2 separate regions of the Homo sapiens genome follow, and region 2 is linked to region 1. Evidence: chromatin loops called from intact Hi-C (ENCODE). Cell type or tissue: gastrocnemius medialis. All regions are shown on one strand.

Region 1 (2,500 bases):
CTGCAAGGTATATTAGCTTTATCCACCATGGCAGCTAACATAGTGACTATTATCCGCTAAATGTTCAACCCACATTTGTTGACTGATTAAAAAAAAAAAGAATCCTTGTCTTCAAGCTGTCATTCTGGGTTGCATCTGAGAGAGAGTGGGGGGATGTGCAGAGCCATAAGTCAGGAGACCCCAGTCTTATCCTTTGTTTCTTCGCTAATGAACTGTGTCATCTTGAACTAATTCTTAACCTCCCTAGATTGTCAATTCTGCTTGTGTTATGTGGGATAATAGTACATGCCTTGGGTGATTATAAGTAAAGAAAGAATGTGTTCTGTTTTCCCTCAAGACCTCCTCCTTATCCTTGCAGGGTGGAATGAATTGCTGATTGCCTCTTTCTCCCACCGCTCAGTTTCCGTGCAGGATGGCATCCTTCTGGCCACGGGTTTACATGTCCACCGGAGCAGTGCCCACAGTGCTGGGGTCGGCTCCATCTTTGACAGGTGTCTCTCTCCTGCTTCCAGTATTTGTGTGTATTATGTGTGTGTGTGTGTGTGTGTGTGTGTGTATACACATGTGTACATACATGAATTCTCACGTGGGCATGAACCTCTGGGTAGTGCTGGGATGGAGGATGGGCAGCCCAAACAGTTAGCTACACATGACCATGCAGAGACCACTAGGCACATGAAACTATAAACCTGGGGAATGAGGGAGAGATTAAAAGAAAGATTGAGATCACAATAAGATGGAGCCACTCAGAGGCCAGCACAGTTGCCAGGCAGTTGGGAGAACCTATTCTCCCAATGGATTTCCTAAGGAGAGATTAGATCTTGACATCAGCTAGTAAGTTGTGGGTGGAGAGGGTGAACTGTTTATCCTGGGGGCCAAGGATGGGAAAGGGATCAGGATCTGTCCTCAAGAGGCCAGGCAAGATGGACTGTTTATGCTGGGCTCTGGATGATCTCAGAAGGAGGCCTGCAGCAGGAGCAAACCCATCTTCGTCAGGCAGGGATACCCTGACAGAAATTCTGTGCCTTAAATGATACTAAAGGAAAATTAAGCCATCTGATAAGGAGTTGAATAAAATGAGTAGTTAATGACTTGAGAGTGAGAGGATGGAGAACTGGTAAAGAGGAGAATTAAGTTGAAATTAATCTCTCTGTCCAATGCCAGGGCCCCGTTGTCCCTTTCTACCTCCATCGTAAATGGTCTTCTTTGGTCATGTGCACATCCACTGAGCTGTATCTATTACTTCCCTGCCCTTTCCCACATGTTCCATGTAGAGCCCAACATGGTGTTTGGAATGACTCATCCCCCTTCGTGGTAACCGGACCTTTCTACCAGTTCATTGAATGCTGCCCTCTGCTGTGTTTTTCTAGACATGCAATCCCCTTACCTTGCTGTGCCTGTTGCGTTTCTAATTTCCAAGACTTCCATGATGCCTTTCCATTTCCCTGCTTGGAGTTCATTGCTTCCTCTTTGGAACCCACTTGGACTTTGCTCATGGCAGTTATATTCCTGGGCATCGTGCTGCTGCTAGTTTTTAATGTCTGTTTCTTTAGTTAAACTGTAATCTCCTTGCAATGAGGGGTTGCATCTTTTTCATTTCTGTACCCCTAGTAACTGGTACATCATCTGGAAACAGAGTGGGCTTATAAAAATTTTGGTTGAATTCATTTTATTGGCTCTTGGCCTGTTACTTACGGTTTTCTCATTACCTGCTTGTTTCCTGTTAACAGAGTCCTAACTGAGCTGGTTTCCAAAATGAAAGACATGCAGATGGACAAGTCGGAACTGGGATGCCTGCGAGCCATTGTACTCTTTAACCCAGGTAACCGCCCTTCAACCCCAGGGGATGTGTGTGTTCAGCCCTCTTCCACGGTCAACCTCCAGTGCTCCCATGTTATTGGTCCTCCATCTCAGCTGAGACACAGATGGCAGAGCCAGGAATCCAGGAGAGCTCACAGTGTCAGCTAGAGCCATTTTGGAAAATGTTTTGAATGAGTGTGGCAGGCGCGTGTCTGGGGCAAGTGGGGAAGATGAAAGATGACGGTGGCCCAGGGTGGCAGTGAAGGGGGTGGTAAAAAGCGATCACATTCTGGATATATTTCTAGATAAAGCCACTGTGATTTGCTGATGGATTGAATATAGAATGAGAAAGAAAGAAAGGAGTTATAGATGACTCTCTGGGTTTTTTTTTTTTTAAGTTTTGTTTTCCTGAACAATGGGAAAAATGAAGTTCTTATTCACCGAGATGGGGAAAACTCCATGAGGAGCAAGTTCTGACAGCGGGTGGGTAGGAATCGGGATCTTGTCTTTGGACATTAAAATAGGAAATGGGTAGTAGATATCCAAGAGTGGCTGCCCAGGAAGCAACTGCTCATATGAGTCTGGACTTCATGGGAGAAGCCATGTGCATCTGAGAGCTGTCAGCCTCTGCCTGTGTAAGGCTGTGACACTGGGGTGAGATCATCTGGGGAGATAGAGCAGAGAAGATGGCTGGGGACTG
Region 2 (2,500 bases), 180 kb before region 1:
ACCGGCGCTATCCAGTTGAAATACAGTGCCATCCAGACATGTAATTTAAAATTTTCTAGTAGTCCTGTTAAAAAATAAAACAGATGAAATTAATTTTAATGACATACTTTATTTAACTGGATATAGCCAAAATAGTGTCATGTCACTGTGTAATCAATATAAAAATAATTAATGGGATTTTAAAATTTTTATATGAAGTCCCAGAAATCCAGTGTGCATTTTACATGTACAGTGCATATCAATTTGGACTAGCCTAATTTCAAGTACCAATGGCCATATGTAGATAGTGGCTGTTGCTACTGTACTGTATCTATAGTTAGACAGAGGATTTTAGAGGGGAGAGAAAAATGGGGCAGGAAGGAGAAAGGAAAAAAAAGAGCCCCTACGGGTTAAAGAGAATCTGTGGCACCAAATCTCCCGGCATAGGCATCCCCTAAAGCTTTGGTTTCCTTTATTTAACACCCCAGCAGGAGATTGTAATCCGAACAATCTTATGTACTCAATATTTGCCTTAAAAAATTTGAAAAGTGAGAATAGGTGGTTTTGGTCTGTTAAAATGAGAATGGGCTTTTGTGACAGGGCAGACAGACCTGAGTTCAAACCAGCCCTGCTGGGTCTGAGCTGTGAGCTTATGCAAATCTGTACCTTTTTTTGGCTACACTCTAATAATAGGGACCCAATAATGGAGACGAAAATGCTAGTCTGGCAGGGTTTTAGTGGGGATTAAATTAGATTCCTTATGTGAATGTACCTTGTTGAGTCAGTGTGTGGTGTATGGGAGGTGCTCAGTCTCCTGGTGCTGTTATCTTCCTCTTACTCCATCTGTTTTTCTAATAAGGGCGCTTTTCTTAGCCTTTATTCCCTCTATTCCCTCTTTCAGGATTTGAACTGATTTCCTACTCCACATTCACAGAATTAAGGAAAAGTACTAGAGTACTTACTCCTTCACATTCATGACTCTACTTTCCTACTCTACATCCTCAGTTTCTGCCGCACCCCCTGCTCATAGGATTTAGTTGTGATTGTGTTAGGACTAGAAAAACCTTATTGTTGAAGCACCAGTAATGATGGTAATAACAATTCAGTGACTACCTATTCCAAATCCATATGAAATTTTCCATTAAGTCGCTCTAAATTTGTTAAGACCAGCCGTACTTCCATTTTTGGTCGATAGGTGGCAGCATTGTCTAAGTCACTGATCTCTGAGCTGCTGGTCTGTCAGCCAGTTTCCTTTTTGGTGCTACAATTGTAATTTTCTATGGTTCATTTTCTTAACCTGGAAAACTTTTTCTTTTCGTCAAAAAGTCTAGGGTAACTGGCTGGGCGAGGTGGCACGTGGCTTGTAGTTCCAGCTACTCAGGAGGCTGAGGCAGGAAGAATGCTTGAGCCCAGGGGTTCGAGACCAACCTGGGCAACGTAGTGAGACTCTGCCTCAATTAAAAGAAAAAAAGTCTAGGGCACCAGACTACCATGCCAAGGTGCCTATTAAGCCCCATTGGGGCTGGGTCCCTGGTAGGGGCCTAGGAGGGTGATGGCAGGAAAGAGCACTTTCCAGTAGGAGATCCCCAAGGGTCAACATGTGAGGAATGAGAGTGGAGAAGTGGACCCAGAAGGCTGGATGAAAGCTGGAACAGCTTCTATAGACAGAGACTGCTGATAGGCATCAAAGACTGGTCTTCTGGCAGGTTCACTGTAATAACTGGGAGCGGTTTTATTGCTCTCATCCCCCCTTATAAGATGTGTCATCTTTAAATTAGAAGAATACATTTGAAAAAAATATTCTGTGTTTTTAAATATTTTGTCACCTGGAGTTTCTATGCATCTTCTCTCCCCTCAGTACAATGAGAGTTGGTATTCTGAATGACAATCTTAGGGAATCGCATTATCCGACTATTTGAATTAAAGAGAGTCTAATTGTATTTGCAAACTTAAAGTTCTTACAGGCTTTCTTTTGCATTTCATCAGGTGAGTTCATTTGACTTATTTGGTGTGGATCAAGTGATTAACCAGAGAACATTTGGAGAATGCAGGAAAGATGCCATAGACAAAATAAAATGAAAGAAAGCTTTGGTTTCTTTGATTTAACACCCCAGCAGGACATTGTGATCAAATATCCCATTAGCTTTAAAATGCATGTATCTTAGAAAATAGGATAGAAACTATTAGTTATTATTCCAGAGGATGGACTAAACCAGAAAAACTTTTGAAGTCAAGCTACATGAATTCTATGACTGATCATGCTAACAAAAAAGAGAGCAGGAAACCACTAGGGTTATCTTGGTTTGTCTGTATTCAGTCATTTATTTATATATTAAAAAAAATTGGGCCGGACACCGTGGCTCATACTTGTAATCCCAGCACTTTGGGAGGCCGACGTGGGTGAATCACCTGAGGTCAGGAGTTTGAGACCAGCCTGGCTAACATGGAGAAACCCTATCTCTACTAAAATAATAATAATAATAATAATAATAATAATAATAATAATAATAATAATTGGCCA

Evidence for each region. Peaks named below come from ENCODE experiments on the same cell type or tissue, not always from the same donor. Only the 100,000 strongest peaks of a DNase experiment are listed, where the experiment ranks them.
Region 2: a loop joins it to region 1, with 4 times the contacts of the local background. A loop is called at or near these places in 110 of 110 quality-filtered maps.

Annotation. Positions count from the first base shown.
Region 1 is chr1:165,407,549-165,410,048 of GRCh38, reverse strand. It overlaps RXRG (retinoid X receptor gamma), which reads left to right. Exons shown (of 10, transcript NM_006917.5): 7 at 359-491; 8 at 1,731-1,822. Among named protein-coding and RNA genes, the nearest start is that of RXRG, 36 kb to the left of the region's middle. In gastrocnemius medialis, a CTCF peak has its summit at 1,357 (motif pointing left); a DNase peak (open chromatin) is centred at 1,288; H3K27ac peaks cover 567 bases.
Region 2 is chr1:165,591,806-165,594,305 of GRCh38, reverse strand. No RefSeq gene overlaps it. Among named protein-coding and RNA genes, the nearest start is that of LRRC52-AS1, 11 kb to the right of the region's middle. In gastrocnemius medialis, CTCF peaks have their summits at 968 and 1,170 (motif pointing right); a DNase peak (open chromatin) is centred at 1,170.